Linked DNA regions of Homo sapiens: regions 2 and 3 are each linked to region 1. The links are chromatin contacts, found by Hi-C or POLR2A ChIA-PET in ENCODE. All regions are on one chromosome and are shown on one strand. Each heading gives the region's core, a stretch centred on a gene start or an enhancer-like site at or near the end of the contact. The rest is flanking DNA. Distances are from core to core; before and after follow the strand shown. Region 1 holds the start of LARP4 (La ribonucleoprotein 4). Region 2 overlaps LIMA1 (LIM domain and actin binding 1). Region 3 holds the start of CERS5 (ceramide synthase 5).

Region 1 (3,748 bases), core at 134-2,633:
CAGGTTCTAGCAATTCTCCTGCCTCAGCCTCCCACGTAGCTGGGACTACAGGCACACACTGCCATGCCTGGCTAATTTTTTGTATTTTACTAGAGATGGCATTTCACCATGTTGCCCAGGCTGGTCTTGAACTCCTGAGCTAAGGCAATCCACCCGCCTCGGCCTCCCAAAGTGCTAGAATTACAGGCGTGAGCCACGGTGTCCGGCCAATTTTTATTCGTTACTATTATTATTACTATATTTGAGACAGAGTCTCACTCTGTCACCCAGGCTGGAGTGCAGTGGCGCGATGTTGGCTCACTATTAACTCCACCTCCTGGGTTTAAGCGATTCGCCTGCCTCAGCCTCCCGAGTAGCTGGGATTACAGGTGTGCACCACCACACTTGGCTAATTTTTGTATTTTTAGTAGAGATGGGGTTTTACCATGTTGGCCAGGCTGGTCTTGAACTCCCGACCGCAAGTGATCCGCCCGCCTCAGCTTTCCAAATTGCTGGGATTATAGGCGTGAGCCACCCTTCCCAGCCAAGACATGATTATTTCAAAAGATGAGTGTTTGAACTAGGACATACAAGTGGGAGCGATCTATCCTACTACATATTGCTAAAGACAATAAGGAATTTGGACCATCTAACAAAAATTATAGATAATTTTAAAAATTTTGTTTTTATTGTATTTCGTTTGAATTAATGACAGAACGTCAAAGAAGACACTGTCCAGATTAAGTGTTATTACTGGTATATTAAGCGGTGACATGGGTAATTAATTCAAATGAGCCTGGGGCAAAGTTCTTTAAAGGGAAACCCGACCTCCTAGAGGGCTTCTTCAACTGTAAAATGGGGATGATAATAATAGTGTTTATTGCATAGAATTGTTTTAAGATCAATTAACATAAAATGCTTAGTATAGTGCCAAACACAATGTAAGCATTTAATATACATTAGCTGCTATTAACATATTTGCTAGTATCATAGTTTTTTGTTTTTTTTTTCTTGTCTACTTTTCTTCTGTGAGCCACCACTTTTCGGCAGGGTTGGTTTGTTCAGTACACTTCGCCAAGGTCGGCTTTAAAAATCAAATCTAGATTGTGAACTATGAAAACTGCGGAATTATCAGTGCTGTGTAGCTATCTGACAAGTGATAAAATGTGTCATTACGATTTTTACACATCCCCGTGCCACAGAATGGCGTCTCCTTCTAATCGTTCCCCCCGACAGATGATAGTACATCCCACACTGCTGCTGGAAAAGATAGTGCAAAAGTTGAGCGCGCCGAGGGCTCTCTTTTCTCCCGGAAACAATTTTTCCCTAGACCCGGAAGCAGTTGTTGTTTCAAGGGAGGTGGGACTGGGCGGGTCAGGCCGCAGCGGCTGACGGCAGGGGAGGAGCCGGGTCCACTGCCGGGTGGAGGGGCAAGGCGAGTGTGTGTCCTTATCCTAGCAATTGGGGCGCGGGCCTGTGAGCCAGTTGGAGTTGCGGCGGCGGGAACGATTGGGCTGAGCAGAGGACGACATGTTGCTTTTCGTGGAGGTGAGTGCATTATGCTAGTCTCGTCCTGCTCTTAGGAGAGCAGGAGTGTAGAGGCGCCGGCCGGTCCCACCGCCATGTGACTTTCCGGGCCGTACACGCCGCGGAACCGGCAGATAGGCTGACACAGCACCTGGGCCGAGCAGGCCTGCAGCTTCCCTCTGCGCGCTCACAACACTCTAGGAAGCTATGGGAGGTGAGGCCCGTAGTGGAGAAGAATTGAAGGAGAAAAACGGAGGGCTGTTCTGGTGTGGCGGTGAGGTTCAGAGGAAGGGGAAAGTGTCCCATATGGACCTCCTAAAGGAGGCAGCATTGGGGGGTTGGGGGGCGGAGTCTGAGGGAGGAGAGGGTAATCAGGTGGGCGCGTTCCGGGGGCCGAGCGCGGCCTCGCGGGGCCCCTCTGGGAGGGAGGCGAGCAACATGTGGGGCCACGGATGGAGAAAGGTGAAATGCGGTAAGTATTTTGAAAAGAAAATTGAAAAGTTCTTTTGAGCAACTTCCACCAAATTCTGCCCGGGCCCCGTCCCTAGGTCTCTGGAACGTTCTGTGGGTGAAAGCGAGTTACTTTGAATCGAGGAGAAGCCAGTAGGGTTTGGAAGCCTTGAAAGGCACCGCTTTGACCTTTTGTAAAAGTTACTCAAGCAGCAGCTGCGTGATGAAGGGTTGGTTCTATGAACCGATTAAAAGCCCTTTACAAGGAAAATTCCAAGAATGAGGGAAACTTATTCCGGGAAAAGCCGTTTTTTGTAATGTTATTTGAACAATGAGACACTTTTATTACTTAAACTAGAACGTCTGCTGTTGGCCTATTTTAGTTTTCAAGATAGAGTTGGATACCTGCCTTACAGAAATACGAAATTTAATTTCCCTTAATTCTGTCCTCTTGTGTGCAGTGAGCGTCAGCTGACTGCCTGGCTAATGCTTTGAGTAGATTCCAGATCATATTGTTCTTACATTGTGAAAACGTCAAACCAGCAAAGCTGCAACTTCGCAACTTGGCATTTGTTAACTATGCCCATAAGAAGAATCTTTTCAATGAGGGAAGGAATTTACGGGTTGTATAATGAATCTAGGAGCCGGGGCCAGCCTATGGCAGATTTTTTTTTCCGGGTTGTGGGAAAATCTTACTCCGTAATATTCCAGCATAAAGTAAATAAATGATTTTACGGTTTTTTTTTCTCTTTAAACTAACTGATATTGTGTCGCCGATAAGCTTGATATCTTTAAATTAGTTTTTTAAAAGACTGCTACATTAGAGTGTATCTAACATTCATAATAAACATTCATTGGAACATTCCGGGGAAATCATGAAAAGACTTAAAATTACTGAACTCATTCTGTTTACTGTTTTCTGTCCTCATTGTTGTTTTCCTTAGGCAGAATAAGAAATCAGATAAGATTTTAAGCCAGTGCCAGCCAGTTTTTTTAAGGAATGTTATGCTATGTAAATACCACAGGTTTTAAGTGTGTGTTTTGCTGGGCAGAAGAAAGATTGTGAAGTTTATATTGACAGGAACTCCACAATATACTTTTGACTTCCAAATTGATTCCTTTGGCTTTATTAAAATGTAAGTTTTAATAACAGCTCCATTTATTGTTTAAACTAGGTCTTCTCCTGTCTCTAAAGCGATACTTAATATGTTTTACAGATGACAAAACCGAGCCCCAGAGGTTAAAGTAACTTTACTTAGTAAAAGTAAAGTAGTTTAACTGGGATTTAGATCCAGGTCATGCTGATGTCAAATCATGGACGGGATGTTAGCAATTCAGGCCTGTCCGACTCCCCAGGTTAGACAAATTCTATCGTATCTCTCGCCAAACTAGTGTTTAAAAGTTGTATCTCCATTAATCATTTTCTTTGTGAGTCACTATGTCATTCTTCATTTTCTCATATGAGTTTTATTGAAAATTAACTGTCTTTAAATATTTGGGGCTGAATATGTGGTATTAAAATCAGTGAAAAACAACATGTTGGTCGTTTGGCGTTTTGTTAACTAATATTTGATCCCTGTAACCTCATGATAGAGGAATTATTCTCAGTGAGAGAACCAAAGCTCAGAAGTTAGATGTCTAAGGTCATTCAAGTGTAAATAATGTGGGGGCTAAAGTCTGAAGTCTGACTTCTAGAACATAAATTTCTGGCTTCAAAATTATTTTTGTACTTTCCCATAAGTCAAAGGTTCTTAATCTAGGTTTTTGGATAGAATTGAGGAAGTAAGTACCT
Region 2 (3,789 bases), core at 111-2,610, 160 kb before region 1:
CACCCATATTCCTTTAATGGGCATTTGGATTGTTTCCAGTTTTTCACCATTGCAAATAACGCTTTGGGGAATGTCCTTTTACGTATATTTTTCCCACTTGTACTAATATATCTGTCTAAGAGATTCCCTAAAAGTGAGAATTCAGGGATACAGTGGATTGTAGCTATTATAAAAAGGAACTTAGAACTGGCCTTGAACTTGCGTTTCCACACCCCTTGGATAATCATCTACAGTATATTACAGCAATAATACAATATATGAAAACTAGAACCAATTGGCAGACAGGTTTATATTTAGCCAACTGTTCTCCAAGGCAAGGTATTTACATTGTGGTTAGTTGAGTAAATAAGCTCAGAGGTTCCCTTCCCTTTAGTGTCTAATAGAAACATAGATTAAAAAAAAATCAAAATAGTTCCCATCTTTAGCCTTGTCCTTTTAGCATGGAGGCATCTGTAAGACCAGGTGTATACACCAAAGGCTGTCTTTAATCCTGTTCTCAAACCCCTACTCAAATATCTCCACCTTTTATTTGTAATGAAGTTCCTGCTAAATAGTAGATAACAGGGAGAAAGGCTCTACACCACCTCTTTCTTCCAAGTTAGATCCCTGGTACTTTTATATTTTGTACTCTTAGATTGCCACAAGACTGAGGCTCAATACTTCTGAATTCCGTGTTCAGGCCTCAGACTTTTCTCAGAGGCCCTTACAGCAACTAGCATTCTTCTGACACAAAATGTGAAGGACACAAAATGGGGGCACCATTTTGAAGATCCAAATTTGAGAAAATAAAACATTTACAATAAAATTTCTGTAATTAAAATTTTGTTCCTCTTTCCTTCCCAGATTTTTTTTTTTTTTTTTTTTTTTTTTTTTTTTTTTTTTTGCGGTCCAGCCTCCTTTTCTTTACATAAGGAATTTAATCTTGCAACAGCTCACTAATGCTCAGCTGTGGGGCAGGCAGCTGATGGAGGACGCTAAAATTATCTGGGGAGTAATAACAGTGTCTCAAATTTTTCTAGGGCCAGAAAACAGAGTTCCTGAGCCATGACTCTTGCTTGTATGCCCTCAAATAGAGCAAAGGGAATGCTGAGCCAAAAAGGGAAAACAGAAACTCCCAAGGTTTAAGCAATGTATTTTCTTCTGGAAAAATTTCACCACTAAAATGTTACAGAGAAGCGAAAGAAGAGGAAGTTAACCAGGCTGACTTGAAGGTCAATTTTTTTCTTATTGAAGGAAGAATAGTCACAGAAAACTAAATATGAACGCTCTTTGTTTTTTTTTTTTAAGATAGGTTCTCACTCTGTCACCCAGGCTGGAAGGCAGTGGTGCAATCATAGTTCACTGCAGCCTTGAGCTTCTGGACTCAAGTGATCCTCTCTACCCGGCCTCCTCCTGTTTCCTGGAACTAGGAATGGGTAAAGTTATAACAAAAACAGGAGAAGCTGTGATAAGGTAGAGGCATGCTGGCAGGGGGTTAGGTTAGGGATCTTCATGCTGTGATCATCAATTCTACCATCTTGGTGTATGACCTTCAGTCATAATTGCTAATCCTCAAGCTCCTAATCTGTCAAAGGAATAGGGCAAATGCTAGCCAGACCAGTGGTTTCAAGCTCTGCTAGCTGCAGAACCCTCTCTTCAAATGCTGTCTTACGCAGAACCTAACCTTTACAAGGGATCAAAGCAGGATTGCTGGAATGGAAAATCTAAAGAGCTGGGCCTGGGATCTGGGACTGGGATCTGGGCCTGGGATCTGGGCTTGGGTTTAGCCCTTAGGGTGTTCCAGTTGTTGGAGAACTGGCCCTGAGATTCCTCTGAAGACTTCAATTAAGATAGTTTAAAAACTACCAGGCTAGATTCTCTTTAATTCCAAAAATGTATGAGTCAAACAAATTCCACCCAAAGAGTCAACTGTTATCAAATGAAGGATCATATTATGCTGAAGTCAGTGGTGAGTGAAACCAAAGCTAGCTATTCAAATGGATGTATCAATAGGAACTTCTTACCTCAAATTTAACGACTGTTATAGAGGCTTAGTCAGAGAAATAAGCCTGCAGCTATAAAGGACCATGGGACACAAGCTCTGATGCTAGAAAAAGTACTCTTCTATACATATAAACACAAAATGCACTGTTAACAATTAGAAAGTAAAGCTGACTTATCTACAAACATCAGCTAGATTAAGCTTCCTCCAAACAACAATTTCATATTAATCTCTGATCAGAGACCTCCTAAGTTTTCCTACTGTTTTTAGCTAGGCTTGTATAGGACTCACTATTTGCAAACCCCATAAATATAAAGCCACTAGGTGTTGGAAACAGACATTAGTATATGCTTTGTGGAAAATAGTCCTGTAGTCTACAGCCATACCACCCTCAACGCGCCTGATCTCAACTGATCTCGGAAAATAGTCCTGCAGTCTTCTTTGGGAAGCTGCAGTGAGTGAACCTTACAAACCTTAAGTAATATTAGCAACGTGTTTCCACTGAGTATAAAACCTAGAACAGAAATCCAGGCTGATTCCCTGGTTTTCACTCCTTTCAGTATATACCACCACCTGTCCTACTTCTATGCCTTTACCTCCTGTTGCTCCCCTTCCTCTGGAATGTCTTCAGCATTCTCCAAGCCTACCAAATAACTCTATTCATCTTTCCAAACCAGTTCCATGTGTTAAGCACATCAGAAGAAAAATATGTGACAGGAACAAACTCAAATATTAACTTCAGCAGGTTACTTCCTTTACCTCAGTTTTCTCAACTATAAAAGAGGGGTAAAGCCCCTTCCTCATATAGTTTTTGTTAGGATTCAAAATAGTATATATTTTATATATTTCTTTTTTTTTTTCTGAGACGGAGTCTCACTCTGTTGCCCAGGCTGGAGTGCAGTGGCATGATCTTGGCTCACCACAACCTCCGCCTCCCAGGCTCCAGTGATTCTTCCACCTCAGCCTCCCAAGTAGCTGGGATTACAGGCACGCACCACCACCGCCCAGCTAAATTTTTGTATTTTTTTGTATTATTATTATTTTTTGAGACAGAGTCTCGCTCTGTAGCCCAGGCTGGAGTGCAGTGGCGTGATCTCGGCTCACTGCAACCTCCGCCCCCCAGGTCCCAGTTAAGCAATTCTCCTGCCTCAGCCTCCCGAGTAGCTGGGATTACAGGCATGGGCCACGATGCCCAGCTAATTTTTGTATTTTTTAGTAGAGATAGGGTTTCACCACGTTGGCCAGGCTGGTCTTGAACTCCTGACCTCGTGATCTGCCCGCCTCAGCCTCCCAAAGTACTGGGATTACAGGTGTGAGCCATTGCGCCCAGCCATTTTTTTGTATTTTTAGTAGAGATGGGGTTTCACCATGTTGGGCAGGCTTGTCTTGAACTCCTGACCTCAAATGATCCACCTGCCATGGCCTCCCAAAGTGCTGAGATTACAGGCATGAGCCAGCGTGCCCAGCCAAAATAGTATGTGTTTCTATCAAGGGTCTAGCATGGTGCCTGGCACACTGATTGTAATTAATGGGTTCAGGATTGACAGTTTTGCAATCCTTTCAGCCTTCATGGAGAAAAGACAGTGAACCCAGTATACCATGAGAAGGACCTGTGAGATCCCTCTGCACTTTCTCTCTGCAAGATTAAGAAGGCCCTAAAGATGAAGCCTTTTCCAACCTCTTAACTCTCCTTAGTGCTACTATAGGACCCAAATCCTAATGAGAACTGGCTGGGCTGGACAATGACAGAATAGAGTGGTGAGAAAGGCACTGGGGAAGAGGTGAGAGCCTCACTGAAGTGACTGAGC
Region 3 (3,752 bases), core at 590-3,089, 230 kb before region 1:
CTTTATTTTTGCACTTGAACGTCTGGCAGAGCATTTTGATGATGATGATGCACAAATACTACGAATAAATGGATGCGTGACTAGCTAAATAGAACACAAGATTTTGAAAGACTTGAGTCAAAAACAGTAGGCAAATCAAAGAAGCAATCCCAAACAGATGCTATCTTTCAGAAATTAACAGATTATTTCACCTGCAACATATTCCCATCCTAGAAAGGGCATTCCTGCATTACAATCATTTATGCTTGGATAAAGGCAAAACGAACAGATGTCCAAGAACCACCCTCATTACCTGAGGCCTATGGCAGAAACATGTCTCCTTTCTTGGAGTCTGAGTAGACTTGATCAAAATCACCCACAGGTATAAATTCACATTATAATATCACACACCAAAGCCTCAGTGAATATCTTTATCTTGGACAAACATATGATCCATTCACTTAAAGGTGAAATCATGTGGTTGAACAAAGTATACTGCAATTCTGCTAAACTCATTTAGAAGCTGGCTCAAGGCCGGGTGCGGTGGCTCACGCCTGTAATCCCAGCACTTTGGGAGGCAGAGGCGGGCGGATCACTTGAGGTCAGGAGTTACAGACCAGCCTGGCCAACATGGCGAAACCCCGTCTCTACTAAAAATACAAAAAGTAGCCGGGCGTGGTGGCGCGTGCCTGTAATTCCAGCTACTCGGGAGGCTGAGGCAGGAGAATCGCTTCAACAGGGGAGGCGGAGGTCGCGGTAAGCCGAGATCGTGCCATTGCACGCCAGCCTGGGCAACAAGAGCGAAACTCTGTCTCAAAAAAAAAAAAAAAAAAAAGAAAAGAAAAAAGAATCTGGCTCAATATAGCTGTCCTCTGATAAAGCCCTGTGGCTCTCCTCCATCCCTTCGAACACACTCCTCCTTCCATTTCAGGCCCCAAGGCCTGTTCTGCAACTAATCTGACATCTTTCCATTACTTTGGAAGCCTAGGGCTCCACCACACCCTATCCCAACCAGATTTCTACCCTCCTACCAACAAACGTGCATGAGTTGACATACCAAACCAACTCTTAGGGCCAAACTAATCCTGTTCCCCCCAATTCTCGGAAACTCAAGCGTCCTAACAAATCTTAAGAGTCTGATGAGTCCATTCCTTTCCCTTGGAACGTCTGGCCCTTGCGTTGACCCCTCGGCTTCCATGGTCACAACTAGCTCTGGTTCTCCTGGCCCCTTCCTATCCCTCTCTTCGGGGCCTCTGCCAGAGCTCACACTGAACCTGTTTCCTCATCTGTAGGACCCTTGGAGGTTGGGAGGAGGCCTATATGACCCCCCCAATCCAACTCCGGATCTAACATTGAAGGGGCCCAGCATTCCCCTAGACCCTCACTCTTTCTCTTGCCCACGCCCCAAACTCCTTCTCCATCTAGGCTACCACCTCGCCCACGCGCCTAGCATCACCCGCCGCGGCCCAAGCTCCCCCAGCCCCTGCTTCCGGGCTTTCCTTGCAGTTCTGCTTCCGGCCCTCGGCCCTTCCCACAGCGGGGCGCCCCCGGCCCGCGCCCGGCCCCCGAGCCGCTCGCTCCCGGGCTCTCACCGCTCGAAGAGCAGCCTCACGAAGAAGATGCCCGCCGCCAGCGGGAACACCGAGAGGATGTGCCGGCCGCGGGGGTAACCGTAGCCGTCGGCCGGCCCCTCCAGATCAGCCCAGCTCACGTTCTCGGGTAGCCAGAAGCGCTCGCTCCACAGCCAGCCCCACAGCAAGCTTAGGGGTCCCTGCGCTGCTGTCGCCATCTTACGCCCACCCCGAAGCCACCGCCGCCACAAGCGTCAGCTGCCGCCACAGCCAACGGAACCCGCGGGGAGGCGGCCCCAGGGCGGGGCCCGGCCGGCGGCCACCCCCTTCCGGCCCCTTCTGGTCACTGCCACGGATCCGCCCGCCTCCCTGGCAGGGCCGGGCCTCTTCACCGCCCATCTCTCCTCCCGGCCCACTTCCCTCACTGCAACCCGGGGACCGCCTCCGGGGATCCACGCCCCTTCCCGAGCCTCTGACTCGCCCAGCCCGGCCCTGGGACCACGCCTCGGGCGGCCCTGGGCCCGCCCTCTTTTGCTGCTGGTCTAGGCCACGCTTCTACTCCTCCCTCACTCTTCCATCCAGCTACGGCCACACCCCTTATTTCAGGCCTAGCTCCTTTACGGGGACATTCTCCTTTCTCAGCCTGTTGGAATCGAATCCGTTCCGGCTCCCACCCAGGCGGTACCTCTGTCTCCACTCCCGGAGGCCAGATCGATCTCTCAGGTCAGGGCTTCTCTTGGATGTCAGCTGGTCCTGCCCACTACTGTCCGCCACTAGAGTTCTTTTCGCTCCCAACCTTTTCTTCCCTTCGTGCCCCGTGACCTCAGCCTACTTTCACTGCTTTATCCCTTAAAAATTAGTCACTTTTCCTCAGAAAAAATGGACTTAACAGTTTACAAAAGGCCGGGCGCGGTGGCTCACGCCTGTAATCCCAGCACTTTCAGAGGCCGAGGCTGGCGGATCACCTGAGGTCAGGAGTTCGAGACCAGCCTGGCCAACATGGCAAAACCCCGTCTCTACTAAAAATACAAAAATTAGCTGGGCCTGGTGGCGCTGTGCCTGTAATCCCAGCTACTCGGAAAGCTGGGACAGGAGAATCGCTTGAACCTGGGAGGCGGAGGTCGCAGTGAGCCGAAATCGCGCCATTGCACTCCAGCCTGGGCGACAGACCAAAGACTCCGTCCCAAAATAAAAATAAAAAAAGTTTACAAAAATCCTTTTATTCTTCTCTTGGGGAAAAGGAAATGGAAGAAAAACAAAGTGAAAAGGGAAGCACTCAAAAAGTATACGTAAAGGCAGGCCGGGTGTGGTGGCTCACGCCTGTAATCCCAGCACGTTGGAAGGCCAAGGCGGAAGAATCACCTGAGGTAAGGAGTTCGAGACCAGGCTGGCCATGGTGAAACCCCGTCCCTACTAAAAATACAAAAATTACCCGGGTGTGGTGGTGCATGCCTGTAATCCTAGCTACTCGGGAGGCTGAGGCAGGAGAATTGCTTGAGGCGGAGATCACAGTGAGCCGAGACCACGCCATTGCCCTCCAGCCTAGGCAACAGAGCGTCTCAAAACAAAAACAAACAAAAAAAGGCCGGGCGCGGCTCACGCCTGTAATCCCAACACTTTGGGAGGCCGAGGCGGGCGGATCATGAGGTCAGGAGATCGAGACCATCCTGGCTAACACGGTGAAACCCCATCTCTATTAAAATACAAAAAATTAGCCAGGCATGGTGGCGGGCGCCTGTAGTCCCAGCTACTTGGGAGGCTCAGGCAGGAGAATGGCGTGAACCCGGGAGGCGGAGCTTGCAGTGAGCCCAGATTGCGCCACTACACTCCAGCCTGGGCGACAAAGTGAGACTCGTCTCAAAAAAAAAAAAAAAAAAAGTATATCTAAAGGACCTAAAGGCAAAACAAAATAAATAGCCAATGTTTGATGAGGTTTCCTGTGTGCCAGGCACTGCATGGAACATTTTACACAGGTTATTTCACTCCTTCACCCTATAAAGTTGATCTTGTTATCCCCACTGGATAAGTAAACTGAGGTCCAGTGAGGCCAAACAACTTGCCCAAAGTTATGTAGGTAAGAAGTGGTAGCTAGTGTTAAGTCAAGTTTAATCTAAAGCTGCCTCCTTACATATTTAAGTTCGGCCTAAAGGTTTTCTGTACATTGTGAACTGTAACAAGTGGAGGTGTAAATCGAACGTAGAC

Evidence for each region. Hi-C counts contacts between places; a loop is a spot of excess contacts on that map. ChIA-PET counts read pairs that join two places held with the same protein, here RNA polymerase II (POLR2A). Pooled maps may share reads with other maps.
Region 2: a map of PC-9 shows a loop between it and region 1 (2.9-fold over the local background). The contact joins the enhancer-like site here to the promoter of LARP4 in region 1. A Hi-C loop is called at or near these places in 2 of 168 maps with a recorded cell type or tissue (HepG2 and PC-9), 1 of 37 single-sample maps with no recorded cell type and 10 of 50 pooled maps. POLR2A ChIA-PET finds 5 or more read pairs at or near these places in 7 of 52 experiments (AG04450, CD8-positive, alpha-beta T cell, MCF 10A and 4 more).
Region 3: a loop to region 1 is called in a map of B cell, with 23 times the contacts of the local background. The contact joins the promoter of CERS5 here to the promoter of LARP4 in region 1. A Hi-C loop is called at or near these places in 5 of 168 maps with a recorded cell type or tissue (B cell, CD8-positive, alpha-beta T cell, ascending aorta and 1 more), 16 of 37 single-sample maps with no recorded cell type and 18 of 50 pooled maps. POLR2A ChIA-PET finds 5 or more read pairs at or near these places in 7 of 52 experiments (A549, BJ, GM12878 and 4 more).

Annotation. Positions count from the first base shown.
Region 1 is chr12:50,399,502-50,403,249 of GRCh38, forward strand. It overlaps LARP4 (La ribonucleoprotein 4), which reads left to right and starts at 1,384. Exons shown (of 16, transcript NM_052879.5): 1 at 1,384-1,527. The coding sequence starts at 1,510.
Region 2 is chr12:50,241,090-50,244,878 of GRCh38, forward strand. All of the region lies in intron 2 of LIMA1 (LIM domain and actin binding 1), which reads right to left. Among named protein-coding and RNA genes, the nearest start is that of MIR1293, 8.8 kb to the left of the region's middle. Within about 2 kb of position 1,361, at least 13 of the 41 ENCODE cell types and tissues checked have a DNase peak (open chromatin) inside an H3K27ac peak, as active enhancers do; they include PC-9, where a contact is called at or near this core.
Region 3 is chr12:50,165,530-50,169,281 of GRCh38, forward strand. It overlaps CERS5 (ceramide synthase 5), which reads right to left and starts at 1,840. Exons shown (of 10, transcript NM_147190.5): 1 at 1,572-1,840. The coding sequence starts at 1,768. LOC124902931 (a long non-coding RNA gene) reads left to right here. Exons shown (of 2, transcript XR_007063304.1): 2 at 1-94. RefSeq lists enhancers at 1,187-1,326, 2,217-2,376, 2,428-3,189 and silencers at 1,467-1,616, 1,717-2,116.